Regions from separate parts of the Homo sapiens genome. Here regions 1 and 2 are each linked to region 3. The links are chromatin loops, found by intact Hi-C in ENCODE. Cell type or tissue: OCI-LY7. All regions are shown on one strand. Links, peaks and the distances in the headings refer to the core of each region. The heading gives the core; the rest is flanking DNA. Region 1 overlaps KIF13A (kinesin family member 13A). Region 2 overlaps KIF13A (kinesin family member 13A). Region 3 has its middle 54 kb from the start of STMND1.

Region 1 (10,633 bases), core at 4,803-9,802, 660 kb before region 3:
TAGCCAGGTGTAGTGATGCGTGCCTGTAGTCTCAGCTATTCAGGAGGCTGAGACAGGAGCACCACCTGAACCTGGGAGGTGGAGGCCGCAGTTAGAGCTGAGATCGCACCATTGCACTTCAACCTGGGTGACAGAGCAAGACTTCATCACAAAAAAAAAAAAAAGAAGTTATGTTTCCCCCTACCCCATCCTTTACCCAGTTCCAGTGGAGCTTCCCTTTGGGGCATACACACAGTCTCTGATGCAAGTGCTGATGTGCCGGTGGCTGGACGGTGTTCACTGTGATTCCCCTCTACTGCTAGGTGGCTTCCCGATAATAAGCCTGTCTGCCTGGTGGTCATCCCCTTGGTGGTCTTATTTGAAGATCCTCTTTCCTCTCATGTGGTTTCAGACGAAGCTCCTCCACAAACACTGGGATAAAGGTTTTTAACTGATTGGCATTGGCATGAGGGAGCTTGGCTGGTTTTTAGCAGTGCTGCTGATTGATGCTCATGCTCCATGCTTTGGCAAAAATCTAACTAACATGATTGGGAAGAAGCTGGAGTTTTCTGGCTGATGAAGGTGTTCTGTATTCTTCATTGAGGAATGTTCCTTTTCAATTATGAACACCCCACCCCCAACACACACACACACACACACACACACACACACACACCATGTCCCAATTCCATTTGCCTCCCAGATTTTGGTTAAACTCTAACAGCAGCTATTCTGTATGTGTGCAACAGCACTGAAAAGTATTATTGGTATTATTACTGCTGTTATCGATGGCTTTGTTGCTGTTGACAGCAGAGCAGTTCAGGTCAGTAGTACTTCCAGATATATATTCACCTACAGTATCCCAGTAATAGGTAAGATTAATGTATTTTTTTAGTTTCTAGAGTAAATACTGATCTAAAATCCAATTCATTTGAATTAAAAGTAAAAAGAAACCTAGTATTTGTGGACAATAATGCCTTCTTCCCAGGGGTTTGAAATAGGAATCAGACAAAATAAGAATCATCTCTTTTTTCAATGTCAATGGCAGCTCTAAAGAAAGTGCAACTTTGCCAAGCGCAATGGCTCTCTCCTGTAATCCCAGCACTTTGGGAAGCCAAAGTGGGAGGATTGCTTGAGGCCAGGAGTTCGAGACCAGCCTGGGCAACATAGTGAGCCTTCATCTCTACAAAACATTTTAAAAATAAAGAACAATTAAGGGGCTGACAAAGGGTCATGCGTAGTGCCAGTTTGTTCCATCTGGGATCAAATAGTTCTTTTTTTCTCCAAAGATCTGTTTCCCCTCAATTCAGTTTTTTAGACATTTTGGTGTTAATTAATTCTAATTCTCTTTCTTATATGAATACCCTGCTACCAGCACCACTACCACCGCCATTTTTTCTTTTCCATTCTTGGGATGATGGGTCGGTTTGAGCTCATTGCATAGTTACCTACTAAGTAAAGAAGAAACTAATGAGGACGAGAAAGTGCTATGCCCAAAGTAAACGTGGTCCTTTCTTTTTTCCTAAAATACTTACTTCTTTGAGATCTTGGCTTTGGGCACCTGGCTCACTATTTAAAACAGTTCATTCAAGAGAAGGAAAATGATAGGAAAAATAAACCTGTGGACAATCTCTTGATATTTGGTTGGTATTTTGAGAAAGGGCTGAATAATCTTTGGCTTCCGTCCTGGGCCACATCATAGAGTCAGATCGACTTGCTGATTTGGATGGTCTGTTTGAAAATATGCTGTGTGTGGGGTAAAGACTTGAAACTGGTTAATTGATTTGAAAAGAAAATGTCATCAAAGTTGTCCGTGAGAAAGGTGTTTGCAGACTAATGTTAGGGATCAGAGGCGAAACAAAACCCCAGCCCCTAGACCTCCACCGTAGCTGTGTGTGGTGAGGGCGGATCTGGGAGTTCGGGAATGGGGCTTACAAGACTCTACTGTGGGAGTCTCAGAGGAAGGACGGATTGAGTTGCTCTGTCTTCTGTATTTGCACTTCAATTTGTGGCCACTCATCATGCCTAGTGAGTAGTGGTAGTGCTGTGTCATGACAGCTGCTGGTGCAGTTTCAAATAGCCTCACTCACGTGGCCTGTGTCAGCATGGAACCTTGGGGTGAGATCCCCTCTGCCCCAGTCATTTGGGATCATGTGTGTTTCTGCACTACTGACTAACAATGGAAATGTGGATTATATATCTTATTCAGTATCTCGTAGCAAAAACCCTATAATGCAGTTTTATAAAACGGTGTGTTTTCCAGCTTCTCTGGAAAAGATTTATAAACACTGTTAGGACAGTTGGGCTCCATCTAAATATAAATGGATGGCAAGTACTGTAGCACCCTGTCCTTTCTTTTTTAAACCCAGAGCCTATATACTGTTTGAGAAATATGTGTATATATTTTTTTAATTCTGAAAGAACTTTTCTTCTCTAGAGCTTACATTTAAAATGTCTTCAGATGCCCTCAAAAAAATTTTACCATATTTCTCATATTTTTTTAGAAGTTATAGGAGTTTGTCAGAAGTTCTGATGCTTAGGAATACATAGGTTGTTATTATATAGATAATATTTTACCCACCCAGGATCTATGTTTGCATAAGATTTTTTGTTTGTTTTTTGGTTTGGGTTTTTTCCCCCAGTTTATATTCTTTTCTTTCTTTTTTTGAGATGGAGTCTCACTCTGTTGCCCAGGCTGGAGTGCAGTGGCACGATCTCAGCTCACTACAACCTCCGCCTCTGGGTTCAAGCAATTCTCCTGCCTCAGCCTCCCAAGTAGCTGGGACTACAGGCACATGCCACCACGCCTGACTAGTTTTTGTGTTTTTAGTAGAGATAGGGTCTCATCACGTTGGCCAGGCAGATCTTGAACTCCTGACCTCAAGTGATCGCCCACCTCAGCTTCCCGAAATGCTGGGATTACAGGCGTGAGCCACCACGCCTGGCCCCCAGTTTATTTTCCATCAGCTTTTTAAGTGATATATTTTAGGTCATGAGGTCAGGAGATCGAGACCATCCTGGCTAACACGGTGAAACCCCATCTCTACTAAAAATACAAAAAATTAGCCTGGCGTGGTGGTGGGCACCTGTAGTCCCAGCTACTGGGGAGGCCGAGGCAGGAGAATGGCTTGAACCTGGGAGGTGGAGCTTGCAGTGAGCCGAGATCGCGCCACTGCACTCCAGCCCGGGCAACAGAGCGAAACTCCGTCTCAAAAAAAAAAAAAAAAAAAGTGATATATTTTAGGAACTCATGTCAGGACTCTACAAAGAAAACTATTTTGCTTCTTTGAAAACATGCTGAATTTTAGAATTTTATATCAATAAAACAGTATCTTTTTCAAAAGTATCACTCTTTCACAGAATACTAATTGTAAGCAAAACATTGGGGGTAAGAGTACCACATCAGTTTATTACCAAGTGAATGTCCTACCCCAGCCAATTAGTTAGTTATCTGAGTTAAAAACCTGACCCTGTCACTTTGTAGCTACGTGTTGTAGATCAGCTGTTTAGCCTTTTTGAGCCCCCGTTTCCTCATTTTTAAAATCGGGATGATATCCACACTTAGGCTTGTTGCAAAGCTTTCATGAAGTGATGCATGCAAAGCAGATAGAACCTCTACTTGCGATGTAGCCAGGAGCTAGTAGAGTTATTGTTGCCATTGTGGTTGTCATTTTTATTAAAACAACTCATCTATACTGAGCTTTTCTTGTGATTTTAAAAAAATTGATTCTTTTTGTTTTGAATTATTTAACTTTATTTTTTGAAGCTAACATGCTATCTTTTTCTCTTAATGCTAATATAGAAAATTATTACAATTTACATGTGTATTTTACAAGTTGTTAGGGTATCTTGGAAAAACCAGTCAATAGCAATCATCAGGTAATATAAAAATTCCTCCTGAGTCACTTTAATTTTCAGCTTCTTTTCTGGAAATTAAACTGAGTGCCAATGTGTGGGAATACAGCATAAATGGCACTGAATAGCAGGCAAATGTGTGAATGTACAAGGAGAAAATCATGTCCCAGGCTGGTCTGAGAATGCATCTCTCAGTCCAATATAGTTCTGGGAAATATTAACTGTGATGATGATTTTCTTGTTCTACTATTGAGATTGTCTAACATTCTCCTTCCCTACACTGTCCTCACTTAGTGATGTCAGTAACTTTCTCCTTTTGTACATGTGACCCAGAGCCTTGATCTTTCTCCACAGTATCCAGCTTATTGGTCATTACCAAGTTGATATCCTGCCCAGCCCATTAGGATTTACCTATACCACAACCATCATGGTAGCTCATTGGAGCAAGATCTGTTAGTACATCTATACCTTTTCACCCATGTGCATGGTGGTGAGCTCTGTGCCTGTACACGTGAGATGTTAGAAACAGGTTTTTATTATTTTTGCAAGTGAATTGTCCTTTTAGATACTAGTCTGAGAAATTGCCAGACCATATCCTTAAGCAATATTTTCAAACATGTGCTGTGATCTGTAAGTTTCCTCCCACTTAGAGAAATTCAATAGTAATAGGATTTGTGGTGAAAGTCATAAATCTTTGTCGTATACCAAAACTGATATTAAATGGACATAGAAATGAATTACCATAAAGAAAGATCAAATCTTATGTGCTTCTGTGTTTGGAATTGTCCTAGATTTCGTGAAGTTTTTCTTCCCAGTGGATAAGATCACATTCCTCTCTCTTCCCCCATCTGCTGGTAGTAGGTTAATGATTTATCTAAACGTTAGGATGAGCTCATCAAATTGAAGAAAGTAACGTAGAGGATGTGGAGAATGTATACTTATAAAGGGCATTTATCTGCAATGTCTGTAACAAGGAATTTGAGAGGATTTCCCTGATGTGGCCCCTCAGGCCTCTCACAAAAAGCGTATTGACTGGCTAGATTCCTTGCTAGAGGAAGCCTCCCACAGGCTGCAGTGCCTGGCATGAATGCTTGTTTTAGCCGCCACTAAGACACCTTGCCTTGTCTCTTGGCTCACTAGACCCAGTTCAAAATGTGGTTCAGGTCCTGGAGAAACAATACCTAGAAGAAAAGAGAAGTGCCCTAGAGGAGCAGCGGCTCATGTATGAGCGGGAACTGGAGCAACTCCGCCAGCAGCTCTCCCCCGACAGGCAGCCACAGAGTAGCGGCCCTGACCGCCTGGCCTACAGCAGCCAGACAGCGCAGCAGAAGGTGACCCAGTGGGCAGAAGAGAGGTAAGAACTGCAGCGGGGGCAGCCCAGAGTCAAGGCCCCAAGGCCGTGGGTCTTTGAGGGAGGGGTTTTTGAGACATGTCAGGGACAAACCTAGCAACAAGAGAACTCTTAATCCCATACGTGATATTGCCAATTAGCTTTTCCTTTCACAAATATTGTCCACCCTAAGTATGTTTACTATAATGTTAGCTGTTAAAGACCCCTCCTACCCCCAAACCATTTACCCTTCAATAAAAATGGTGCCAAGTTGCAAGGGTTAGACAGGTATGTATTGAAATTTAGAAAGTTTGAATAATTTCTTTAACACAAAAGCATTTTTTTCTTATTTCTCATACTTTTGAATCTATTTAAATACAACTTCAGTGCTGATTAATCTACTAAATGTGAAAGTTTAAGATTTATAGCTGGGTGCAGTGGCTCACACCTGTAATCCTAGCACTTGGGGAGGCTGAGGCGGGAGGATCACTTAAGCCCAGGAGTTTGAATCCAGCCCAGGCAACATAGTGAGACCTTGTCTCTACAAAAAGTAAAAATTACCCAGGCGTGGTGGTGCATGCCTATAAGGTCACTGGGAGGATCGCTTGAGCCCAGGAGTTTAAGACCAGCCTGAGCAACATAACGAGACCTTGTCTCTACAAAAAATAAAAAATTAGCCAGGCATGGTAGCTGGTGCCTATAATCCCAGCTACTTGGGAGGCTTAGGAGGGAGGGTCACTTGAGCCCCAGAGATCAAGGCTTTAGTGAGCTGCGATCATGCCACCACACTCCAGCCTGGGTGACAGGAAGAACCTGACCTGACTCAGGCCAGGTGCGGTGGCTCAGGCCTGTAATCCCAGCACTTTGGGAGGCCAAGGCAGCGGATCGCCTGAGGTCAGGAGTTCCAGACCAGCCTGGCCAACATGGTGAAACCCTGTCTCTACTAAAAATACAGAAAAAAAAGAAAAAATAGCAGCGCATGGTGGCAGGCGCCTGTAATCCCAGCTACTTGGGAGGCTGAGGCAGGAGAATCGCTTGAACCCAGGAGGCAATGGTTACAGTAAGCCAAGATCGCGCCATTGCACTCCAGCCTGGGTGACAAGAGGGAGACTTTGTCTCAAAAAAAAAAAAAAAAAGAACCTGACTAAAAGAAAAGATTTATGACTTTAAAATACTTATATCAGAACTCTCAAAGGAGAAAGTGGTAGAGTGTGGGTGGCAAGCCACCCAGGTGCCAAGGCAAGAGACCAAGGGCACAAGCTGTTCCAGTATAATAAAGCTAATATATAGAATAAGAATAGTTATACTAGAAATAGATTATAGATATGATTATATATGAATATCATTAATCATTAGTTTGTAGCATTACTCTTTATTCCAATATTATAATAATCTTTGTTCTACAGTTATCACCTGGGAAAAACCAGCCATACAGAGATAGGAGCTGAAGGGACACAGTGAGAAGTGACCAGAAGACAAGTGTAAGCCCTCTGTTACTCCCAAACAGGGCCACTAGAGGGCTCCCTGGTCTAGTGGTAAGGCCAGTGCCTGAGAAGGCGCCCATTACCTAGCGGGCCTTGGTCTAGCAGTAGCGTCAGTGCCTGGGGAAGGCACTAGTTACTTAGCAGACTGGGAAAGGGAGTCTCCCTTTTCCCGGGGGAGTTAGAGAAGACTCTGCTCCACCACCTCTTGTGGAAGGCCTGACATGAGTCAGGCCCGCCCGCAGCCATCCAGAGGCCTGTCTCCCTGTGATGCTGTGCTTCAGTGGTCACTCTCCTGGTCTGCTTTCATGTTCCACCCTGTACGCCTGGCTCTGCCTTCTCGATAGCAGTAACAGGATTAGCGAAAGTACTTAAAGTCTTTGAAATACATAGAAGAAATAATGGTGTAAGCTGTCCTCTCTCTGTCTCCGCCTTGGCTGCCAAACAGGGAAGGGACCCTTGTCCAGTGGACACATGACTTGCGTGACCTTCCTGTCATTGGTGATGGCTCACACTCTTTCCCCTGCCCCCTTTTCTTGTATCCAATAAATAACAGTGCAGCCAGGCATTCGGGGCCACTACCGGTCTCTGCGTCTAGGTGGTAGTGGTCCCCCGGGCCCAGCTGTCTTTTCTTCTATCTCTTTGTCTTGTGTCTTTATTTCTATGATCTCTCATCTCCACACACGAGGAGAAAAATCCACAGACCCAGTGGGGCTGGACCCTACAGTGGAGGAAATGGTAATAATAATAATCACCACTACCATAATAAGGACAATAGGCTATTGAAGACTTCAGTTGTGTTCTTGCCATAGTCCAGTCTTTTATTTAACATCCCAGCAGCAGTATGCCATAGGAACTATTATCCCTGTCTTATAGGTCAGGCAATCAGTTTAAATATCCTGCCTTAATCAACCATCTAGGAAGTGAAAAAAACAGAGTTTGAACCCAGTTTTCTCTGCAGTCTCCTAATAACACCTGTGTTATAATAATTAATAGTACTAATAAAAGCAACACCTGGCTGGGCGCGGTGGCTCACGCCTGTAATCCCAGCACTTTGGGAGGCCGAGGCGGGTGGATCATGAGGTCAGGAGTTCAAGACCAGCCTGGCCAAGATGGTGAAACCCCGTCTGTACTAAAAATACAAAAATAAGTCAGGTGCGGTCGTGGGCACCTATAATCCCAGCTACTCGGGAGGTTGAGGCAGAAGAATTGCTTGAACCCGGGAGGCAGAGGTTGCAGTGATCTGAGATCACGCCACTGCACTCTAGCCTGGGTGACAGAGCAAGACTGTCTCAAAAAAAAAAAAAAAAAAAGCCGGGCACTGTAGCTCATGCCTGTAATCCCAGCACTTTGGGAGGCCAAGGCGGGCAGATCACGAGGTCAGGAGATCAAGACCATCCTGGCTAACAAGGTGAAACCCCATCTCTACTAAAAATACAAAAATTAGCCGGGCGTGGTGGCGGGCGCCTGTAGTCCCAGCTACTCGGGGGACTGAGGCAGGAGAATGGCGTGAACCTGGGAGGCGGAGCTTGCAGTGAGCTGAGATCATGCCACTGCACTCCAGCCTGGGCAACAGAGCAAGACTCCATCTCAAAAAAAAAAAAAAAAAAAAAAGCAGCACCTTACATCTATAGACCATTTATACCATGTACCAGGTACTAATTGCTGTTCCTGTATTCCTCTAATCCTCACAACTGCTACTGCCTTTACACATAAGGAAACTCAGGCTGAGAGGTTAAATGATTTACCCAGATGGTCAGTTAGCTGGTAAATTGGGCGATGGGATCAGAGCCGTGGCATTCTGACTGTAGAGCTCTTCCTGTAACTCACACACACACTGCAGCTCTCACTAGCAATGAGATGCAGAACACAGGCCACACCCGGGGAAGGTGACTCCCAAGAGGAGAAAAGGGAACCCTGCCCTGCAGCGCAAGGCTCGCAACAGTCACGCACTTGTTAATGTTAAATGAAGAGAAGAGAGTCAATTATATTTTCCCCAGGAGCTACCTGCTCATCTGTCTGGATACTGAAATAGGAAGATTTATCATACTTATATTACTCTTTTTTCTGAGATGGAGTTTCACTCTTCTTGCCCAGGCTAGAGTGCAAGGCTGGAGTGCAATGGCATGATATCCGCTCACTGCAACCTCCATCTCCCAGGTTCAAGCGATTCTCCTACCTCTGCCTCCCAAGTAGCTGGGATTACAAGTGCCCACCACAATACCTGGCTAATTTTTGTATTTTTAGTAGAGATGAGGTTTCACCATGTTGGCCAGGCTGGTCTCGAACCCCTGACCTCAGGTGATCCGCCCGCCTCAGCCTCCCAAAGTGTTGGGATTATAAGCGTGAGCCACTGCACCAGATGTTATGTTACTTTTTATACTTTATTGTACCTGGAAGAAACAGACAAAAGTTATCAGATGGTCCTTTTTCTGAAGAGCTGCCTTTTACACATTTACTATGAGCTGGTGGCTTCACGCCAAGCAACAGCTAGCTGTTGAGGATAACTGATATAATTGTACCCATTGATATCCTTTCTATTTACTAAACAATATAAAAGATAAAAGCAAAAGTGTCTTCAAAAGAAGACATACATGTGGCCAACAAAGCATATTAAGAAGTGTTCATTATCACCAATGACTAGGGAAATGCAAATCAAAACCACAATGAGATACCATCTCACACCAGTCAGAATGGCTATTATTAAAAAGTCAAAAAATAACAGATTCTGGCAAAGTTGCGAAGAAAAGGGAACCCTTATACACTGTTGGTGAGAGTGTAAATTAATTCAATCATTGTGGAAAGCAATGCGGCAATTTTTTAAAGAGCTAAAAACAGAACTATCATTTCACCCAGCCATCTCACTATTGGGTATGTACCCAAAGAAATATAAGTTGTTCTACCATAAAGACACATGCACATGTATATTCATTGCAGTGCTATTCACAATAGGAAAGACATGGAATCAACCTAAATGTCCAACGATAGACTGGATAAAGAAAACGTGGTACATGTACACCATGGAATACTATGCAGCCATGAAAAACAACAAGATCGTGTCCTTTGCAGGAACATGGATGGAACTGGCGGCCATCATTCTTAGAAAACGAATGCAGGAACAGAACACCAGATACCGCGTGTTCTCACTAATAAGTGAGAGCTAAATCATGGGAACCGATGGACAGAAAGGGGAACAACAGACACTGGGGCCTGTGGGAGGAGGAGGGAGAGGCTCAGGAAAAAAAAACAAAAACCTGCCAAGTACTATGCTTACTACCCGGGTAATGAAATAATCCATACATCAAACCCCTTAGTCATGAGTTGACCTGTATAACAAACCTGTGCATGTACCCCTGAACCTAAAATAAGTCAAAATATTTAAATTTTAAAAAACAAAAGTATCTGATAAAGAAGGTGGTTTGCTTTTAACCATAGTGTTTTTCAGTTAAATAGTTAAAAATATTTTTTTGATTTCCCTTAATTCCAGATTGATTTTCTTTGGGGCTTAAATTCTTAAAAGAAAGGAAAAGTGTAGAAGTCGGGTACAGTGGCACATGCCTATAGTCTCAGCTACTCCAGAGGCTGAGGCAGGAGGATCACCTGCGCCCAGGAGTTTCAAGCTGTAGTGCACTGTGATCATGCCTCTGAATAGCCACTGCACTGCAGCCTGGGCAACACAGGGAGACCCTATCTCCAAGAAAAAGAGAGAGAGAGAAGGAAAGAAAGAAAAAGGGAGGGAGAGAAGGAAGGAAGGAAGGAAGAAAAAAAAAGATGAGATATTTTGGGAATGTCATTCAAAGACAAGAATAGTTGCATTATTGATTTTGTCAGGTTTCACTGGATAAAAGTAAGATGTCATTAATTGTATGTGGTTATATAAGAAGCTGGAACTCTTACCTAAGTAAATTGTTGATGGGTTGTGAAATAATGAAGGACTCTTACCTACATGAATGTTGATGGGTTGAGAATCAAGTAAATTTAAACGCTG
Region 2 (10,633 bases), core at 2,206-7,205, 650 kb before region 3:
AAAACTGCGAGAGCAGCTGGTTAAAGCTAATACCTTGGTGAGGGAAGCAAACTTCCTGGCTGAGGAAATGAGCAAACTCACCGATTACCAAGTGACTCTTCAGATCCCTGCTGCAAACCTCAGTGCCAATAGGAAGGTAAGAATGTCCTTCAAGTGAGAGGGCAAGATGCACAATAGTAAATATTGTAAAATAGGATCTAAAACTGAAACCCCAGAAACATGCCTGAGGAGATCCTGATATCAGCCAGAGATGTTTATTTTTTTCAAGACATTCTTTATATACCTCATTGGATAAGAATGCTATTTAAATGATGTTCTTAGATATGTAATAAGCAGAATACACAAAATTTTAGTGGCTGAAGGACTTCCTAATTTATATGCCTTCTTTAAAACAATAAAACTGGAAACATGTATTTTGCCTGCTTTTTTTTGCATGTAAATGCCCCTTTCTGAAATGGGGGAATACATGTAGGCTGTAGTACCTGAGGGTTTTGTTTGTTTGTTTGTTTGTTTGTTTTTAGACTGAGTCTTGCTCTGTCACCCAGGCTGGAGTGCAATGGCATGATCTCAGCTCACTGCAATCTCCGCCTCCTGGGTTCAAGCAATTCTCCTACCTCAACCTCCCGAGTAGCTGGGATTACAGGCGCGCACTAGCACACCCGGCCAATTTTTGTGTTTTTAGTAGAGACAGGGTTTTGCCATATTGGCCAGGCTAGTCTTGAACTCCTGGGTTCAGATGTTCTGCACGCTCAGTCTCCCAGAGTGCTAGGATTACAGGCGTGAGCCACTGTGCCCAGCCTGCTATGGTACCTTTTTAAGAGTGAATTCTACAAGAAAGGAAGACTTTTCATGATACCTGACTTCAAATACACGGCTCTCTTTGCAAGCGTCTGGGAGTTTCCTGTCATTTCACCTTGAAGAATTTTTCCTGTAGGGAGAAACTTTGAAGAAAATTGTTTTTCATTTTTGTTGCTGTTGTTGTTTATCAGGGGAACCCGCCCACAATATTTCATTGTAGGTTCTTTCTATTTTCCATAAGTGTCAGCCAGCTGAGAAATAAAGAGAAAGAGTACAAAGAGAGGAATTTTACAGCTGGGCCGCCGGGGGTGACATCACATATCGGTAGGACCATGATGTCCACCTGAGCCTCAAAACCAGCAAGTTTTTATTGAGGGTTTCAAAAGGGGAGGAGGTGTAAGAACAGGGAGTAGGTACAAAGATCACATGCTTCAAAGGACAAAAAGCAGAACTACTAATACCAGTCTAGCAAAGATCACATGCTTCTGAGGGAACAGGACAGAGGCAAAAGGAGAACCACTGATAAGGGTCTATGTTCAGTGGTGCACATATTGTCTTGATAAACATCTTAAATAACAGAAAACAGGGTTCGAGAGCAGAGAACCGGTCTGACCACAAACTTACCAGGGTGGAGTTTTTCCCCACCCTAGTAAGCTTGAGGGTACTGCAGGAGACCAGGGCGTATCTCAGTGCTTATCTCAACCAGGTAAGACATTCCCAGAGCGGCCGTTTATAGACCTCCCCCCACAATGCATTCCTTTCCCAGGGTATTAATATTAATATTTCTTGCTAGGACAAGAATTTAGCAATATATCTCCTACTTGCATGTCTGTTTATAGGCTCTCTGCAAGAAGAAAAATATGGCTCTTTTTGTCCAACCCTGCAGGCAGTCAGACCTTATGGTTGTCTTCCCTTGTTCCCTAAAAATCACTGTTATTCTGTTATTTTTCAAGGTGCACTGATTTCATATTGTTCAAACACACATTTTATAATCAATTTGTATAGTTAACACAGTTATCACAGTGGTCCTGAGATGACGTACATCTTCAGCTTACAAAGATAATAGGATTAAGAGATAAAAGTAAAGACAGGCATAAGAAATTATAAAAGTATTATTTGGGAACTGATAAACGTCCATGAAATCTTCACAATTCATCTTCCTCTGCTACGGTTCCAGCCGGTCCCTCCGTTTGGGGTCCCTGACTTCCTGCAACAGTTGTTGTTTTTTGAGACAGAGTTTCGCTCTTTGCCCAGGCTGGAGTGCAATGACATGATCTTGGCTCACTACAACCTCCGCCTCCCGGGTTCAAGTGATTCTCTTGCCTCAGCCTCCCAAGTGGCTGGGATTACAGGCATGCGCCACCACACCAAGCTAATTTTGTATTTTTAGTAGAGGCAGGGTTTCACCATGTTAGTGAGGCTGGTCTCGAACTCCTGACCTCAGGTGATCCACCCACCTTGGCCTCCCAAAGTGCTGGGATTACAGGCATGAGCCACCGTGCCCAGCCAGAAAATTGTTTTTCTATGACTCAGAAAAAAAGAAAAACTAAATTTAAAAAAAGTAAGAAAATTGTTTTTCATCCATTCACTTTTTCTTCCAGCAAGCAAGCTAGAAAATGAGTCAGGGAGTATCTTATCAGTCTTACTGGGTTTTAGTCTTTTGACCTAGTAGTTCCCCTTTGGGAAATTTATTCTAAGCCCATAGTCATAGAAGTGTCCATAGAGATTTATACACAAGGATGCTTATAGTGGACTTTATAATAGCAAAACCTTGAAACAGACATGATGTCAAACAATAGAATAATTACTCAAATGTATAGTACATCCAAATGCTAAGGACACTGCTGTGTTGCCATTAAAAAATCATGGTTATGGCTGGGCCTGGTGGCTCACGCCTGTAATCCTAGCACTTTGGCAGGCCAAGGTGGGCAGATCGCTTGAGTACAGGAGTTCGAGACCAGCCCGGGCAACATAACAAAACCCCATCTATACAAAAAAATACAAAAAATAAAATAAAAAATAGTCAGTCATGGTGTCATGTGCCTATAGTCCCAGCTACTTGGGAGGCTGAGGTGGGAGGATTCCTGGAGCCCAGGAGGTCAAGGCTGCAGTGCACTAAGATCATACCACTTCACTGCAGCTTGGATGATAGAGCAAGATCCTATCTCAAAAAAAAAAAAAAATCGTGCTTATGAAGAATATTTAACAATACAAGAAAAATGATCACAATATCAAAACTGGAGAGAGGATTGGGGTATGAAGTTATACTTTTGTTTGGTCTTGATCGTGATAAAAATTAAAAAGTGTGCATGAGTGTACATAGAAGGTAGAAAATAAACCAGACTATCCTCGTAGGTGGTAGAATTTTATCTTCTTTTGTATGCATTTATGTGTTTTGCAAACTTACTGTGTTACTGTTGTATATATATTGCTTTAGCAATCGAAAAAGGAGTTATAACAGGGTTTGTTTTGTTTTTCTTCCTTATGCAGAGAGGTGCAATAGTGAGTGAACCAGCTATCCAAGTGAGGAGGAAAGGAAAGAGCACCCAAGTGTGGACCATTGAGAAGCTGGAGAATAAATTAATTGACATGAGAGACCTTTACCAAGAATGGAAGGAAAAAGTTCCTGAGGTAAAAGAGACAAAATGTAATGGAGATTTTGTTATGTTAAAAACAGAGAATATAAGCGATTTAGCAACACACACACACACACACACACACACACACACACACACGGAGATGTGCTCATGATACGTTAGATATTATATTAGGAAAATAAAGTACAAGTGATTTTGAAAGAAGCGCTAAGTTGGATCAGTAATACAACACATGATCCCCACACAGTTGGGAACTAAATGAAGAAAACATATAGTAGATTCTTATTTGGCTTCATGTTTACTACATTTCAAGTGAAAAGAAGTAGAATGAAGTAAATTTATGCCATTTTATCGGTGCTGTGAAAAATCAGCTTGACTGGAGCCAGTGTGGATTTCGCATTCATTAATGTGTGTTCACGCACCCCTAGCTGTGATCGTGGCCAGGTAGATTACTAAGAGTAATTTAAGCTTGCATAATCCATTTTTTGGACATTAGCAGTGGAAAAGAAGACTTGGCAAAGGAGATGAGGCAAAACAAAGGGGATGAAATGAAAAAGCTGCAAGTGAGGTAGATAAGGAAGACAAGGCAGGAACTGAAGAGGAATCTTCTGCACAGGCATTAGTTAGCTCCCCAGCAAACAGGCCCCTCCCATGGGCTAATTCTTTTTTTTTTTTTTTTTTTTTTTTTTTTTTTTTTAATGGAGACAGAGTCTCGCTCTGTCACTCAGGCTGGAGTGGTGTAATCTCAGCTCACTGAAACCTCTGTCTCCTGGGTTCAAGCGATTCTCGTGCCCCAGCCTCCTGAGTAGGTGGGACCACAGGCGTGCGCCACCACGCCCAGCTAATTTAGTTTTTATTTATGTGACATTATAATTTTACTTGCTGTTTAAATGGATAGATTCTTTAAATTTTTTTTCAAATGCTAGTTTTAAATAATATTATTTAAATTGATGTTATGTTTCTTATTCGTCCACTCACTGGCCCCTCCTACTTCTCAGGCAAAGAGACTCTACGGAAAACGAGGTGACCCTTTCTATGAAGCCCAAGAAAATCACAACCTCATCGGGGTGGCGAATGTATTCTTGGAATGCCTCTTCTGTGATGTGAAACTTCAGTATGCAGTCCCTATCATCAGCCAGCAGGGGGAGGTAAGCACAGGCCAGCCTTGGAGAACGATGGTGGTTCAAGTTTTTTGTTTTGTTTTATTTTGTTTTTCATTCTATTTAAGCTATGTTCTTGAGGTGGATCAAGAAACTAAGGCAAATAGTCAAGGTCTGCATTCTTTTTTCTCTACTAATAATCGATATTAGAAGCTTTGAGGATTAAGTCATGGTTTTGTTTGTTTGTTTGTTTGTTTGAGACGGAGTCTCACTCTGTCGCCCAGGCTGGAGTGCAGTGGCGCGATCTCGGCTCACTGCAAGCTCCGCCTTCCGGGTTCACGCCATTCTCTTGCCTCAGCCTCCCGAGTAGCTGGGACTACAGGCGCCCACCACCATATCGGGCTAATTTTTTGTATTTTTAGTGGAGACGGGGTTTCACCGTGTTAGCCAGGATGGTCTTGATCTCCTGACCTTGTGATCCGCCCGCCTCGGCTTCCCAAAGTGCTGGGATTACAGGCGTGAGCCACGGTGCCTGGCCCAAGTCATGGTCTTAAAAGATTATTATAACATTTAATATTTGGAGGTCACAAGTTTTTTCTTTGTTTTAATCAAATGGGAAATATTTTGGAAACCATATTCAGCTCTGTGCCCCATATCGCTCTCTCTTTTTAAAGGTAATCTCATACCTTTGCGATATACTCTAGTTCCTTCCTGGCCCCTAAATGGTCTTTGTAAGATACAACTCAGGAGGATTATTTTGCAGTCCAAAGTACTCAAAACAAAACAGGCTTCAATGACTCATTGTTACCCTCCTTTTAAACTCTGGTATTTCAGCTATTTAGATATAGTGGCCTAGGTAGGCATAAGATATTTCAGAAAATGTACGTTGAACTACCAGGTTATTTCTTGTGATTCTTAGAGCAGGTGAAGAATAAGATGCCATTCTGCCCAAAGTGAAGCTGCGATATAGACCCGGGTTCCCAGTTGTGGGGTGTAAGTGCACAGCCCACCCTCCACTATGGAAACACCCCATGGACATTCTGCTCCAGAGGACCAGTGCCTAACAGAGCTTTTTCCCATGGGAAAAATGGGCACAGTTAGGAGTCTGAAACCAGCCTGGTCAACACTATGAGACCCCATGTCTAAAAAAGAAATTTAAAAATTGACCAGGCATGGGCAGAGTGCAGTGGCTCACGCCTGTAATCCCTGCACTTTGGGAGGCAGAGGCAGGTGGATCACAAGGTCAGGAGTTCAAGACCAGCCTGGCCAATATGGTGAAACCCCGTCTCTACTAAAAATACAAAAAAATTAGCCAGGCTTAGTGGCGGGCACCTGTAGTCCCAGCTACTCGGGAGGCTGAGGCAGGAGAATCGCTTGAACCCGGGAGGTGGAGGTTGCAGTGAGCCAAGATCACACCACTACATTCCAACCTGGGTGACAGAGCAAGATTCTGTCTCAAAACAAAACAAAAAAAAACAAAAAAAACACAAAAAAATTAACCAGGCATGGTGATGAGCACCTATAGTCCCACCAGCTACTCAGGAGGCTGAGGTGGGAGGATCACCAAAGCCCAGGTAGGTCTAAGCAGCAGTGAGCCATGATCATACCAATGCACCCCAGCCTGGACAACAGAGCAAGACCCTGTCTCAAAAAGAAAAAGCACAGTTAACATGGCAGAGTGATTCAGTGGCTGAGTCCCTAGTTCAGGACTTCTTAATTTGGAGTCTGTGGTATGCTTTGAGTATTCCATGAATCCCCCTGAAATTATATTAAAATGAATTAGATTATCGAAAAGCATTAAAAAGAAAAAAAAAAGCTTGGCCGGGTGTGGTGGCTCACGCCTGTAATCCCAGCACTTTGGGAGGCCGAGGCAGGCAGATCACCTGAGGTCCGGTGTTCGAGACCAGCCTGACCAACATGGAGAAACCCCATCTCTACTAAAAATACAAAATTAGCCGGCGTGGTGGCGCATGCCTGTAATCCCAGCTACTCCGGAGGCTGAGGCAGGAGAATGGCTTGAACCCGGGAGGCGGAGGTTGCTGTGAGCCGAGATCGCGCCATTGCACTCCAGCCTGGGCAACAAGAGCGAAACTCCGTCTCAAAAAAAAAAAAAAAGCTTAAGAACAACTATCTTCTGATTTCTTTTATTTCCTTTCTTCCCCCATCTTACTACTTCCTCCATATTTGTCTTACTTCTCAGATATCATCGAGTAATTTCTTGTAGGTCCTTGGTGCCAGTACCAATTGCTGTGTGGAAATTGGATCTGATCTACCTTTAAAAATAACCTTCCCTGTTTAGGATGATAGCAGTACTACCAGAACATGTGTCACCTTGTACACATGTGTAATGACAGCCACAGTCATTACAACCTGAAACTATGTTATGAAATATAATTAAGACAAAGCACTCCAAGAATGCAAATTTTAGAATAATCCTTTTCCTCTAATTTGATTCTGTGCAGCCAGCTTTAAGAAAAACACGGTTAAACTGGCTCCTATCCAGAGAGCCACCATGATAGAAAATTTAAAACCTTTTAATGAAAAAGTTTTAAAGTAACATTCCTCATATCTGTGTGGCTTTCAATATGCTGTTCCTCCTGGATTAGATCTAATGGCACTGCTTTATGGAGCCCTCCTTCATCCTGCTCCCAGCCCCAGTCTGAGTTACACACCCATTCTCTACTCTCAAGAGAATAAAAGCTGCGCGAGCCCGGGAACCTTGTCAATTTGGTTTGCTATTGGATGCTCATAGCACAGTTCCTGGCACAGTTAGTTCTTGGTAAATATGTGTTAGTGGATAAGTTTATCCCATAACAACTCGCACATATATCTATTATAGCAACTATTCTATGCTGTTATTAGTGAGTTTTGTTGCTGTTGTTGTTGTTGTTTTTGTTGTTGTTGTTTGAGACCGAGTCTCACTCTGTTGCCCAGGTTAGAGCACAGTGGTGCGATCTCGGCTCACTGCAACCTCCGCCTCGCGGGTTCAAGCAGTCCTGCCACAGCCTCCCGAGTAGCTGGGACTACAGGTATGACCCACCATGCCTGGCTAATTTTTTTTTTAATTATTTGTATTTTTAGTAGAGACAGGGTTTCATCATGTTGGCCAGGCTGCTCTTGAACTCCTAACCTCAGGTGATCCACCCGCCTCGGCCTCCCAAAGTGCTGTGATTATAGGCTTGAGCCACCACGCCTGGCCTGTTAGTGAGTTACTTCTCTGTCTTGCCTCCCTTTACTGTGAGTTGCCTGATGGCAGAACCTGTGTTTTTATTTTGGTATTTCATGAGCTAGCTGTTTGGTCAAATGAATAAGTGAATGAAGCATTTCATATTCACTCACATGAATAGGTGAGTGAATATATTTTAAAAAACATGGATAGCCAGGCATGTTGGCTCACACCTATAATCCCAGCACTTTGGGAGGCCGAGGCAGGCAGATCACAAGGTCAGGAGTTCGAGACCAGCCTGGCCAAGATGGTGAAAGCCCGTCTTTACTAAAAATACAAAAATTGGCCGGACACGGTGGCTTATGATTGTAATCCCAGCACTTTGGGAGGCCGAGGCGGGTGGATCATGAGGTCAGGAGTCCGAGACCAGCCTGGCCAACACAGTGAAACCCCGTCTCTACTAAAAATACAAAAATTAGCTAGGCATGGTGGCAGGCACCTGTAATCCCAGCTACTTGGGAAGCTGAGGCAGAAGAACCGCTTGAACCCAGGAGGTGGAGGTTGCAGTGAGCCGAGATCACGCCACTGCACTCCAGCCTGGGCAACAGAGCTAGACATTGTCTCAAAAAAAAAAAAAAATTAGCTGGGCGTGGTAGCACGCACCTGTAATCCCAACTACTCAGAAGGCTGAGGCAGGAGAATCGCTTGAACTCAGGAGGCAGAGGTTATAGCAAGCTGAGATCATGCCACTGCACTCCAGCCTGGATGACAGAGCAAGACTCCATCTTGGAAAAACAAAACAAAACATGGATACTAGATGACTCCAAGTAAAATGTGAGAGCTACCTTTAAGCTATTCCTGGGCTGTCCTTTGGAAGGATACATTTGAGGATGACTCCAGAAGGCAAGTTGCAGGGAGGCAAATTTGGCTCACACTAAGGCAGGATGATCACAGGGGCAAGTGGTGGAATGGACTGCTCTGGTAGTAGCAGGGCTCCCGTTGCCGAAGACGACCAAGCAGCAGCTGCAGAGCCCCTCTCCAGGTTCACTGTAGAAGGCACGTCTGTCTTGGGTCGAGGTTGCCCACAGGATGTCTGTTCACTCTAAGGTGCTCTGGTTCCTTGACCCAGGTTGCAGGGCGTCTCCACGTGGAAGTGATGCGTGTTACAGGAGCTGTTCCAGAGCGTGTGGTGGAGGATGACTCTTCGGAGAATTCCAGTGAAAGTGGGAGCCTTGAAGTCGTAGACAGCAGCGGGGAAATCATTCACCGAGTCAAAAAGCTGACATGTCGGGTGAGAGGACAGTGATGGGAGGCTCATATAAATGACCTTTTTCATGCAAAACCATTTTACAAAAAATCTTATGAGAGTTTTTCATCCAGGGTAGTAAAAGTTGGATTTTGTAACAGCAGATACAGTGGTGGACAGTACTTTGTTTTCAGAAATATAGCACACTTTCTTATGACAGTTGCATCAAATTTCAAAAGTGTTTATGTATTTGACATGCAAGAAGTGTATGTTGCTTAGTGAATTATGTTTTTCTATTAAAGGTTGCATCTCAGTCATTAGGAAGCTTTTGCAGGAATGTGTGTATTTGTTGCCAAGTTTATATACTATAGTTACAGAACTGTGGTACAGATTTCATTATCGATACAACCCTTAGTGTCACGGTGTCAGATATAATATTTTCACATGTCAAATGGATGACCAATTTGTTTCATCGCTTACTCTTAAATTTGAGGTAGCTGAAATGAAAGAATGTTTAGTGTTCATTGGAGTTTTATTTGTATTGTTTATCTCTTCAGGTAAAAATTAAAGAAGCAACGGGGCTGCCCTTAAACCTCTCAAATTTTGTCTTCTGTCAATACACATTCTGGGACCAGTGTGAGTCTACGGTGGCTGCCCCGGTGGTGGACCCCGAGGTGCCTTCACCACAGTCCAAGGATGCCCAGTACACAGTGACCTTCTCCCACTGTAAGGTACAAATGCCATTACCAAATGAGCTGTGTAGGAAGCAGCAGAAATTGGTGCAGTTCAACAATCAGTTGTCCCCACAAGCATTTGTTTTAAGTATAATATGTTTATTAGATGTTTTAACCTCAAAAATGTACCTCATTACAAATGCAAATAGTTTAGAAATATTTAAAATAAAATCTAAAAGATCTCTACCAACAGTCTTGTTCCCCAAAGATATAAACCACCAGTGACAGGTTGCTACATATTTCATTAAACTACTTTCTATGCTCTGCATCTTTTATATGTGTGTCATAACATATGTACATACACCCTTTTACATCATGCACACATAAGTTCTTTAAAAATGCTATGCAAAAGTGGGATCATATTATACATATTTCAGAATTTGCGCATCTTAACATGTAAGTTGCTATACATCTGATTCTTATGAATATAGCATTACATTCTAATGTATCATATGAGTGATATGTTTCATATAGAGTTTCTCATAAGTCATATGAGAAAATATAAAAAAAGGAAAGGTGAATTTGTGGTGAATGTGGTTGGATCTCCTTTGAGACATCATATACTCTTCCTGGCTTTCACAAGGACTGCTGACAAGTCATTTCTAAAAGACCAGCTCCATCCTCTCTATAGTTTTGTTTTTCCTTAGACTTCCCTTCATAGATACACAAGATCCCTTCTTTTGCAAATCATGCTTATTCTTTCTGGTTCTACACTTAGAAAACGAATCCATATCACCACCTATAAAATTTCACATAGGTAAGGGCTGTCAAGTTTTTCTTTTTCTGAAAACAAATAGCATACATTTATCTGTATTCAACAAGTCTGTTCCTCAAAATCTTTATTAATCATTTTTTATTGTTGTTCTCTGAATATTATTTTAAATATTCCCCATCTTTCTTTGAATCCACAAAGCTGCTTGTTTAGAAAGATGAAATCTGAATTTTAACTGTGTCCTGGTTAACAGCTGTTTTAATAAATGCTAGTCCCAGAG
Region 3 (10,633 bases), core at 2,654-7,653:
GAGTAGTGGTTCTCAAGCTTGAGTGTGCATCAGAATCATCCAGATGCCTTGTTACAAACAGATTTCCAGACCCCATGCCTAGAATTTTAAACTCTGAAGACTGGGGTTGGGGCCAAGAATTTAAATTTCTATCAAGCTCTTTGGTGATGCTGCTGCTGCTGGCCCACAGCCACACTTTCAGAGGAACTGGACTAGAGGGATCATCCCAAAACAGATCAGTGCATTCGTCCATTGCTGAACACCCTTGAATGTTTCAGATTAATTCCCACTCACTGAGCCAGGTACACAGGCGCTTGAGCTCAGGCAGCCACATCTCCTTCACTCCACACCTCTGGTTCAGGCACACAGACATTTCCCTGTCCTATCACCATACCATGTTTGTTCACACCTTCAGTCTTTGCATATACAATTCTCCCCCTGGAGTCTTTTTCTCCTATTTCTATGTTGGGTAGACTCCCACTCATCAGTCAAGATTCTGCTAAAATGTCACTTTCTCCATGAAACCTTCACAGAACCTTTCAGCAATATAGTTTCTTTCTCCTCTCCTCTGTACACTAATTTAGAACACATTTCAATGCATTTTGATGACTTGTTTGCACATTTCTCTCCTTCCCTAATAGATCTGATTCCTTATAAATAAAGCTAAGTTTTACTCATGTTTTCCCTGTATTCTCTGCATCCTTAAGACCTAGCATGGTGTCCAGCACAGAATATGTGCAAAAGAAACATTTATCGCATGCAAGACAGGATGGTCAAGAACCAACTCTATAAGCAAGAGTTGCTTGACTTTTTCCTTAAAGCATAAAATACTTAGAGTGAAAAGGTAGCATAACTCTTTAGATGGGGGTTAAGCCTATTCATTTAGCTGGACCTGGAAACTGATTTCAAAGCTGGACACTATGGAAAAGATGCAGATTTCCAAAAGGAATTTTCCTACACCACTATGCTCTCTACACAGGAATTAATGCCATTTTCCACATTCCCTACAAAACCCCACAAGCAGGGTTTAGCATTTTAAATCCCATTGGTACAAAAAAAGTTTGGCTGTGGTCTCATTATTCTGAACAAATAAACTGCAAATTATTTCACCTGATATATTAGTCCGTTCTCACACTGCTATAACAAATTGCCTGAGACTGGGTAATTATAGACAAAGGAGGTTTAACTGACTCGTAGTTCTGCATGGCTGGAGAGGCCTCAGGAAACTTACAGTCATGGTGGAAGGCCCGTTCTTCACAAGGTGGCAGGAGAGAGAAGAACCTGCAGGAGAGAGCAGGGAAAACTGCCTTGAGAAACCATCAAATCTCGTGAGAACTCACTATCACAGAAACAGCATGGGGGAAAGCCTCCCATGATCCAATCACCTCCCACCAGATCTCTCCCTCGATACCTAGGCCTTACAATTCAAGATGAGATTTGGGTGGGGACACAAGGCATAACCATATCACCTGACAAAAAGCAAAACATGACTTAAACTCTTTACATTTAAAATGTAGGACATGCTGTCATCTGGAGGATGGAGACCCAAGGTCCTTCTTTTTTATTAAGATGAATGCAAGTATTTACATTTAAGTGATCAAAGGAGAAATTTAGCATAGTTCCAAAAAATAAATTACAGTCGTCCATTCTCAAGTATCTAAAACACTGGGTAGGCTGGGGAATACCTACATTTATAGATAATTCTGGAGGTAAGGGTGTTTTTATGTCCTCAGCTGGGTATTTTTATAAAACATGCCATTGTGTTCAGCCTTGTAGAATTTATGCCATTAAGTGTTGTACATTCAGATAAAAGCTGGCCCAAGGAAAGGAAATTGTTGGTAGAACATATTTTGGTAAATGATTTACAAAAGCATGAGAGCCGGTTTGTTCTGAGTTTTAAACTTACCTTTCAATAAAACATTGACCAAGGACTTGGAGCTCTGCCTGTGCTTGTACTTAGGAAGGGCAACACACTGTATGTCAGGAATGAAAGATTATGTTTGTGCACAATAAATATTGTGCAAGTCAACTGCTGATCCAATGCAGAGGAATCACTCATTTATTCATTCACTCGACGAGTCTGTATCGAGGATCAATCATGTACCAGGCACCCTCCTTGGCTCTGAGGACACAGCAGGGAACAAAACAACACAGGTTGCTGCCCACGTAGATCTTATGCTCTAGGTGGGGAAAGATAGGCAATAAACCAATACACATCACTATGGAGAAAAATAAAGCTAGAAGCAGGTTACAGAATGATGGGTGGGGTGAGAATGTGGTTTTAAACAGGTGGTCTAGGAACAGGAATGGTGCCTCACACCTGTAATCCCAGCACTTTGGGAGGCTGAGGTGAAAGGATTCCTTGAGGCCAAGAGTTTGAGACCAGCAGGGGCAACACAGTGAGACTCCATCTCTACAAAAAATAAAAAAATTAGCCAGGCATGATGGCACGCAGCTGTAGTCCCAGATGCTTGGGAGACTGAGGCAGGAGGATCTCTTGAGCTTAGGAGTTCGAGGTTGCAGTGAACTCTGATGATGCCACTGCACTCCAACCTGAGTGAAAGAGGGAGGATCCTGTCTAAAATAAAATAAAATGGCCGGGCGCAATGGCTCATGCCTGTAATCCCAGCACTTTGGGAGGCCAAGGCAGGTGGATCACGAGGTCAGGAGTTCAAGACCAGCCTGGCCAACATGGTGAAACCCCATCCCTACTAAAAATACAAAAAATTAGCCGGGCATGGGGGCACGTGACTGTAATCCCAGCTACTCGGGAGGCTGAGACAGAAGAATTGCTTGAACCTGGGAGGCGGAGGTTGCAGTGAGCCAAGATAGCGCCACTGTACTCCAGCCTGGGCGACAGAGCAAGACTCTGTCTCAGAAAAAAAAAAAAATAAATAAATAATAAATAAAGTAAAGTAAAATGAAATGAAACAATACTTGAATAAGCCAGGTGATCAGAGAAGAGCTCACTGGACTGAAAGAGGAGGAAGAGTGACCCAGGCAGTCATTGGGCAGAGCAAATGAGAGGGACGAAAGCTCTGAGGTGGGACCCATGCCTGCCATATTTGAGGAACAGAGTGGGCTGGTGTGCTGGAGTGAGTGAGTGGGGGGAAGAGTAGTTGAAGATGAAGCCCAGAACCGAAGGCTGTTGTTATGATTCTGGCTTACTTGGTGTGAGGTGGGAGACCTTTGTGATGTTGATTAGACAAGTGATTAGGTCGACATCATTTTATAACAGGACCTCCCTCGCTACTGTCTTCAGAGTAGACAGAAAAGAGACAAGGGCAGAGTTGAAAGATGAACTAGAAGGCTATTTCAATAATCCAGTGAGAGACAGATGTGGTTTGGACAAGATTTTAGTGCTTAGGTAGTGAGAAGTGGTTGGACTCTGATATATTTTGAAAGAAGGGCTGACAGGATCTATTAAGAGACTGGGTAAAACGTATGAAAGAGAGGAGTCAAGGATGGCTTTAAGGTTTCTGGCCTGAACTATGGGGAGGATGCAGTTGGCATTCACGGAGATAGAAAAGGCTCTAAGAGAAGCAGAGAAAGCTCCATCTGGGACATAATGAGTTGGGATGCTGTGGAATACTACTCAGCCATAAAAAAGAGCAAAGTAATGTGTTTTGTAGCAACTTGGATGGAGCTGAAGGGTATTGTTCTAAGTGAAATAACTCAGGAGTAGAAAACCAAATACCACATGTTCTCAGTTTTAAGCAGGAGCTAACCTATGGATACACAAAGCATACAGAATGTTATTGTGGACTCTGAAGACTCAGAAGCAGGAAGACAGGAGGGGGGTGAGGAATGAAAAATGACATATTGGGTACAATGTGCACTGGTGATGGAAGTATGAAAATCTCAGATTTCACCAGTATACAATTCATCTATGTAATGAAAAACCACTTGTACCCCTAAAGCTATTGAAATAAAAAAGTGTGTGTGTGTGTGTGTGTGTGTGTGTGTATAATTGTAAAAAATGAGTTTGGAGGCTGATGATACATCCAAGTGGAGCCTGGACTTAAGGAAGATGTTTTCATTGGATGTAAAATTTGGGGGTTTTCTGCATATGAATGGTGTTTTATCCATCAGACTGAATGTGACCATCGAAGATGAATATGTAGTTAGAAAAGAGATGACGTCCAAAGGAAAATGTTCTATGCTCTCCGATGTGTAGAGATCGGAGCAATGAGGAGGAACTCACGAGGGAAACAGAAGGAGCAGCCAATGAGGCGGGAGGAAGCCCAGGAGACCGTGGCGTTCTGGAGGGCAGGTGAAGGGAGTGTGTGAGGAGGAGGGAACAATCAACCATGTCAAATCCTGTGACAGATCAAGTACAATAAGACTTGAGAGTTGTCCAATAGAGTCAGTGAGCCTTGACCTTAACAAGAACAGTTTGAGTGGAATGGTGGGGGTGATGCTATTACTAAAATGGGTTAAAAGGAGAATAAGCAGGAGAAAAAAAATGAGTATAGACAACTTTTTTCTTCCTTTTACTTGACTGTAAAAGGAAGGAAAGAAATGGGGAGGAGGAGGGGTGGTTCCTGGAGTGGGAAGTGTGGATAAGAAGGAAACCAGGTGTTAAGGGGCCTCCAGGTATTCACAAAGAAAGAAGAACACAATTACATGAAGCTGGGAAAGTTTCTGTAGAGGAGATGTTGATAACATGAGAGATCTGTAGGACTGACATCCTTGAGTAGCTGAGATAGGATGGGCTTTAGCTGGGGGCATGGATAGGTCCTCCACATCCAAGAAGGCAGGTGCGGATTCCTGGCCTCATTAAGAGCCGCTGCCTGGATATTAGTAACCATGAATTTACTGTGAGATCAGTTGCACAGGGTGGCACTTTAGAGATCACTAGAGGAGAAGATGTCAAGGAACTCAGAGAGAAGGACTTGGGAAGCATTACCCACATGGATATTAACATCACCAAAAATTAGGACAAGAGATGTGTTGAAGAATGTAACAGTGATCCAGGAGCTAAAATATTCAGTGGATAGACTAAGCAAAGTTTTGATCATTATGCAATCAAGTAGAAAGACTCAAAGTGCCATAAACCCCCACAAATTTTGAGTCTATTCACCATCAAGATGCTTACTGATTTCTATTCACTATCCTTTGGTGCCACCTGCTGGACACAGACCAAAGCAATACCGTAAGATGGATGAAGCCTCTTAAGGAAAAATCTTTGTCCTGGTTTTAATAAATTTCATGGCAGGTGGGGAAAAATAGTTCCTAGTGAACTGTGATTAATTAGAAAACTCACCGTGAAATTTCATCAGAGGTAATCAATTTTACAAAAAAAAAGAAGCAGAGGGGATGAAAGAAAAGGAAGGAGGAATGAGATGGCAGAATTGTCTATTCTGTCATTTATCTTTTGAGAAATATACTGTCAATTTCGTTATTTTTTCACATGTACATATGTTTTTCCCCTCCCACCTTAAACATTACTTGTGTTCTGCCCACCCTACCACTGTATCTTGTATACAGGGCAAGATGAAGAGTAAATGCGGTGTATTTACCAAAGATTGGAGCAATTAAGAGTAAAGATAGTTTCACAGCAATGTGAATATACTTAACACTACTGAACCGTACACTTACAAATGGTAAAATGGTAAATTTTATGTGTTTTTAAAGCACAATAAAAGATAAAAAATAATTTTAAAAGGGCAACACGAGTGATCCTTGTGGTGATGGAAATGTTCTATCTCTTGACTGAGTCGAGGTCAATATCCTTGTGATTTTTGTTAATACAGTTTTGCAAATGTTGCCACTGGGGAAAGTGGGTAAAGGAAACATGAGATCTCTCGTTTTTATTTCTTATGACTGCAAAATCAAATTTATGGAAAGGAATACGGATATAATAAAATATCACTTGATATTAAAAATAAGCGGATCAAAGACTGGAAGCATGAATAAATAATATTGGTAGAATTGAAAAGACGATCTAAAGCTCATCAGTAAAGCTTTCTCAAATTCAGCAAAGTTGAAAACAAATTATTTGAATCCCCTGTAAATTAAGAGTTGGCAAGAGCAATATCAGGAGACTCTCAGACCCAAATCTAGCAGCTTGGGAGAAGGATGGGCTGCATACTTTTAAGTCTCTGGTAGAAAATTCCTGCGAGATTTTCTTATGAGAAATGATCATCATGAAGAAAACCATATACCAGTGATGCAAAATTCAAAATAAGAAGTTAGCAGTCTGGCGTGGTGGCTCACGCCTGTAATCCCAGGACTTTCAGAGGCCGAGGTGGGTGGATCACCTGAGGTCAGGAGTTCAACAGCAGCCTGGCCAACATGGTGAAACCCCATCTCTACTAAAAATACAAAACTTAGCTGGGCATGGTGGCAGATGCCTGTAATCCCAGCTACTCAGGAGGCTGAGGTAGGAGAATGGCTTGAACCCGGGAGGCGGAGGTTGCAGTGAGCCGAGATGGCGCCATTGCACTCCAGCCTGGGTGACAAGGGTGAAACTCCATCTCAAAAAAAAAAAAAAAAAAAAAAAGCCAGGTGCGGTGGCTCACACCTGTAATCCCAGCACTTTGGGAGGCCGAGGCATGTGGATGTCCTGAGGTCAGGAATTCAAGACCAGTCTGACCAACATGGAAAAACCCCATCTCTACTAAACACACACACACACACACACACACACGTTAGTAAAGTGAATCCAGGATGGTGATTGTGGTTTACATTGGTGCTTGCCTGTTCATCATTCCTTTGCCTTTCTCCCTTCTGAGTGGAAGTCAGTTTGATTCCAGAATCCACCCCTTACCCGCTTGCTTCAGGGAAAGCCTTCCGGTCCCTCACTCCAAAGGGAGATTTGATTGGCCTATGGATAATTTCCACTGCCTAGATAGTGACTGGTTTAGGAATTGGCATGGACACAATCTGGGCATAAGGAATGCAAGGAGCCACTTTCATAGTCCCTTAGGAAATGTCCTTTTTGCTTTGATGGGAAAGCTTCCTGAAATGACCATCTTCTGCTAGAAGTAAGGGAGGAACCATATAGCTCCAGCTGCTACTGAAAGCCATCCTATGACTACAAGGAATTTGCACCTTAGGACAAAGCTGATGTTGAGGTCACAGGAGCCTGTTAAGCCCTGGAACAACCAGTCATGAACCTGCCTTACTTTTTGTGTTCTAGTTAAATACATCGATATATTTCTTTATTGTTTCAATTGATGTGAGTTGGGCTTTTCATTATTTTTAGGTGAAAGCATCCTGACTGATAAAATGACTTGGTTGGGGTTTATTCCAGGAGTGGCAGTATTGTTCTGTATCAGCAAAAATGCTGATACAATTCATTCCATCAATAGGTTGGAGGAAAAAAACCAATACAGTCATTCAGATATGGAAAAATCCAAGATAATTCGTAGGTTACAGTTTTTCTCTTATTAAACGATGAATAGAAGAGTATTTTTAAGTCCTCTCAGAGAAAGCAGAAGCGTTTGGGGGATGTAGCCATCTATCTGAATGTGGCCCTCTCCTCTCCTTTACTCCCACGTCCAATCCATATGGATCTCTTGAGCCAAAAAGCTGCTGAGGTCTATAGAAAGCTGGATGAAAGCAACATCCTAGGTTTAATTGAACCAGCATAGGACTTTCTCTCCCAGGGGTTATATGAGTGCCTGGAGACGAGTTTCAGGGAGCTCAGGACTGACAATGGTGGATATTGGGAAGAAGGTAGTATTCAGAAACAAAAGGAGCCCCTGGGGAAAATCACTACCTGCCCTGACAAATGGGCCTGGTTACTGGGCTTCTAGGAAGGCAAGAAGCAGCTAAATGGGCCAGCTAAGACCTCTCTGCCCAAACATTGAACAGCAACAACAAATCCCACCTAATGACATTCAGCAGTCAAAGGCAGGATGATCAGTTATAACAAACAGAATATATAATCAATAGAATGAAGCTGCTGGAGGAGACAGACAACAATTTAGTGAGGAAAAAAAGATCAAATAAGGAGGGTCACTGGCAGCACAGAACAGAATTTCTGAAGTTAAAAATCATAATTTTCCAATTAAGCAATGTCAAAAATAAGTAGAAGAGAAATGTACTGTCAAGACACAACTTAGTTGCCAGGAAGAGCAAGTCCAAAAAATATCCCAATGACCTGAGGGGAAAAAAAGTATATCAAGAGAGATGATGAAACTTGGAGAATAGGCCTGAAAGTCTAATTCTATAATAAAGCTTCTGAAGGAAAAGAGGCAGTCCTTTAAAAAATAATAAAAGAAAAGTTGAATCGATATTGGTGGCCTGTAGACAGAAACAGTATACTGATTTCCAGGCCACATCGATGAGAAAAGACTCATATCCAGGCAAATCCCAATAGAATTCCTGAATAAAAAAAAATAAAGAGAAAATCATAAAATCTTTAGGCAAAAAGGAAAAATCACTTCTCAAAGAAAAAGATTCTGACTGGCATTGTTACATTCCATCACATGCAAAGACAGAAGCTAGTGGAATTGAATCTGCAGACTTCTGAGAGCTGTAGACTTCTGAGAGATAAGAAATGAAAGCCACAATTCTATACCCAGCCAAGATATCACATCTCATGTGGTAATGAAAGAAATTTGAGAGTATATAAGAATTCAGAGATTATAAACCTAAGTGTTCCCAAATGAGGGATTTTCTTGAGCACATACTCTAACCAAACTACAAGCAAATCCAAGCAGACATTATGATAGTGTAAGAAGATGAGAAGAAATGAGCATGAGCAATGAAACTTGAGATACTTATATTCATCATCTATTCATATCTATCTATCTACCTAAATGACTAAGGGTAGACTGTCAATGAATCTGTAATATAAGTGCAAATATAGACTCTAGAAATAAAACGGCATACTTTATAGGTAATTTAACAATTTGAAAACAAAAATACTAAATTATCTCAGAAAAACTAGGAACTGGAGTGAAGAAGTGGTAACTAAAATCATTCCCAAACTTTGACTTCAGACCATGGGAAGAAGAAGACAAAAATGTATTGAAAATATTCACTGATCTTGTTGAGATGATGTGGGGATAGGGGAAAACAGTTAATTGGCAGCCAACTCTGGAAGGGCTCAAGTTGATTGATTGTTAGATTTCAGAGGGCACCTCAAGGGTCCTGGTGTCCCTCATTGACAGCCCAAGCTTTTCTTCCTCTCCCTACTGTCCTCACCCTTGTCTGAGGGGACAGCGTGTGCTGGCCATGCAGAACCCACAATGCTCCTATATCATACCTGAAATAGCAGGTTTTTATGAGACTGAATGAAATGAAATTACCAACAATTGTGTAATGTAATATTTAACCAAGCCAATAGTCCAAGGCCATCTTCCAACAACGTTACTTTTTTCCTTTGCTGTACATTGTGTTGTGCTAGAGATGTTAGTTTTTCTAGCAGCTGTTTGCAGACCAGCAATTGTTCACCTTGGACTGAGGACGCAAGTCAAAATGAATTTCTCTATATCAGCTGCAACTGGGATTACTTGTTTGTTTCTTTTGTTTGTTTGTTTGTTTGTAAATTTCCAGCATTCAAGCTGCACAGATTTTAGCAAGCTTGGAGGGACAAAGGACTAAACAGACCCTCCTTGGAACATTAAAACAAATGGTTCCAAGTTGTTTGGACTAATTAAGCAGTCGCTGGATGTCACAATATTTCTGTGGAAATGGCAATTCCCTGGCATTTGCCAACTTCCTTGTAATGTTACATACAAGATCCAAAATGGAATTTTTCATTTTATTTAACTTGTGAGATTAAATTTAAGACTAACTTAATAAACCAGCCTATTTATGTGGACAATAGAATTATTTACAATAACTCCTAATACTAATAAATTAAAAATAAATAAACTTCCAACAACAGGGATCAGCTAAATAAATAATAGCAATGTCTTCTAACTTTTTTAGAATTGCAAACCCCTGAAGTGGTTTTAAAAATATCACCAATTTTGAATGGCGACAGGGGACAGGGAGTGCTGGCCATGTAGAACCCACAATGCTCCTATATCATACCTGAAATAGCAGGTTTTATGAGACTGAATGAAATGAAATTACTAACAATTGTGTAATGTAATATTTAACCAAGCCAATAGTCTAAGGCTATCTTCCAAGAACATTACTTTTTCCTTTGCTGTACATTGTGTTGTGCTGGAGATGTTAGTTTTTCTAGCAACTGTTTGCAGACCACCAAACGGTTTTTCTTTTCTTTTTTCAGACAGAGTCTCACTCTGTCTCCCAGGCTGGAGCGCAATGATGCAATCTTGGCTCACTGCAACTCCCGCCTCCTGGGTTCAAGTGATTCTCGTGTCTCAGCCTCCTGAGTAGCTGGGACTATAGGGGCGTGCCACAATGCCCGGCTAATTTTTGTATTATTAGTAGAGATGGGGTTTCGTCATGTTAGCCTAGCTGGGCTCGAACTCCTGACCTCAAGTGATCCACCTGCCTCGGCCTCCCAAAGTGCTGGGATTACGGGTGTGAGCCACAGTGCCCGGCCAAGAACGGATTATTCAATAAAAATATTTTTGGCCAGGTGCAGTGGCTCACGCCTATAATCCCAGCACTTTGGGAGGCTGAGGCAGGTGGATCACGAGGTCAGGAGATCGAGACCATCCTGGCTAACACCGTGAAACCCCATCTCTACTAAAAATACAAAAAATTAGCCAGGCGTGGTGGT

What was found. Peaks named below come from ENCODE experiments on the same cell type or tissue, not always from the same donor. Only the 100,000 strongest peaks of a DNase experiment are listed, where the experiment ranks them.
Region 1: it touches region 3 in a loop (10-fold over the local background); 88 of 110 quality-filtered maps call a loop at or near these places.
Region 2: it touches region 3 in a loop (8-fold over the local background); 91 of 110 quality-filtered maps call a loop at or near these places.

Annotation. Positions count from the first base shown.
Region 1 is chr6:17,811,575-17,822,207 of GRCh38, reverse strand. KIF13A (kinesin family member 13A) reads left to right here. Exons shown (of 39, transcript NM_022113.6): 17 at 4,975-5,188. Among named protein-coding and RNA genes, the nearest start is that of NUP153-AS1, 110 kb to the right of the region's middle. RefSeq lists an enhancer at 6,536-6,830. In OCI-LY7, for the core only: a CTCF peak has its summit at 6,684 (motif pointing right); a DNase peak (open chromatin) is centred at 6,697.
Region 2 is chr6:17,798,271-17,808,903 of GRCh38, reverse strand. KIF13A (kinesin family member 13A) reads left to right here. Exons shown (of 39, transcript NM_022113.6): 18 at 1-136; 19 at 3,289-3,429; 20 at 4,394-4,543; 21 at 8,791-8,952; 22 at 9,465-9,638. Among named protein-coding and RNA genes, the nearest start is that of NUP153-AS1, 97 kb to the right of the region's middle. In OCI-LY7, for the core only: CTCF peaks have their summits at 4,341 and 4,542 (motif pointing right); a DNase peak (open chromatin) is centred at 4,523.
Region 3 is chr6:17,150,769-17,161,401 of GRCh38, reverse strand. No RefSeq gene overlaps it. Among named protein-coding and RNA genes, the nearest start is that of STMND1, 54 kb to the right of the region's middle. In OCI-LY7, for the core only: CTCF peaks have their summits at 4,907 and 5,113 (motif pointing left); a DNase peak (open chromatin) is centred at 5,091.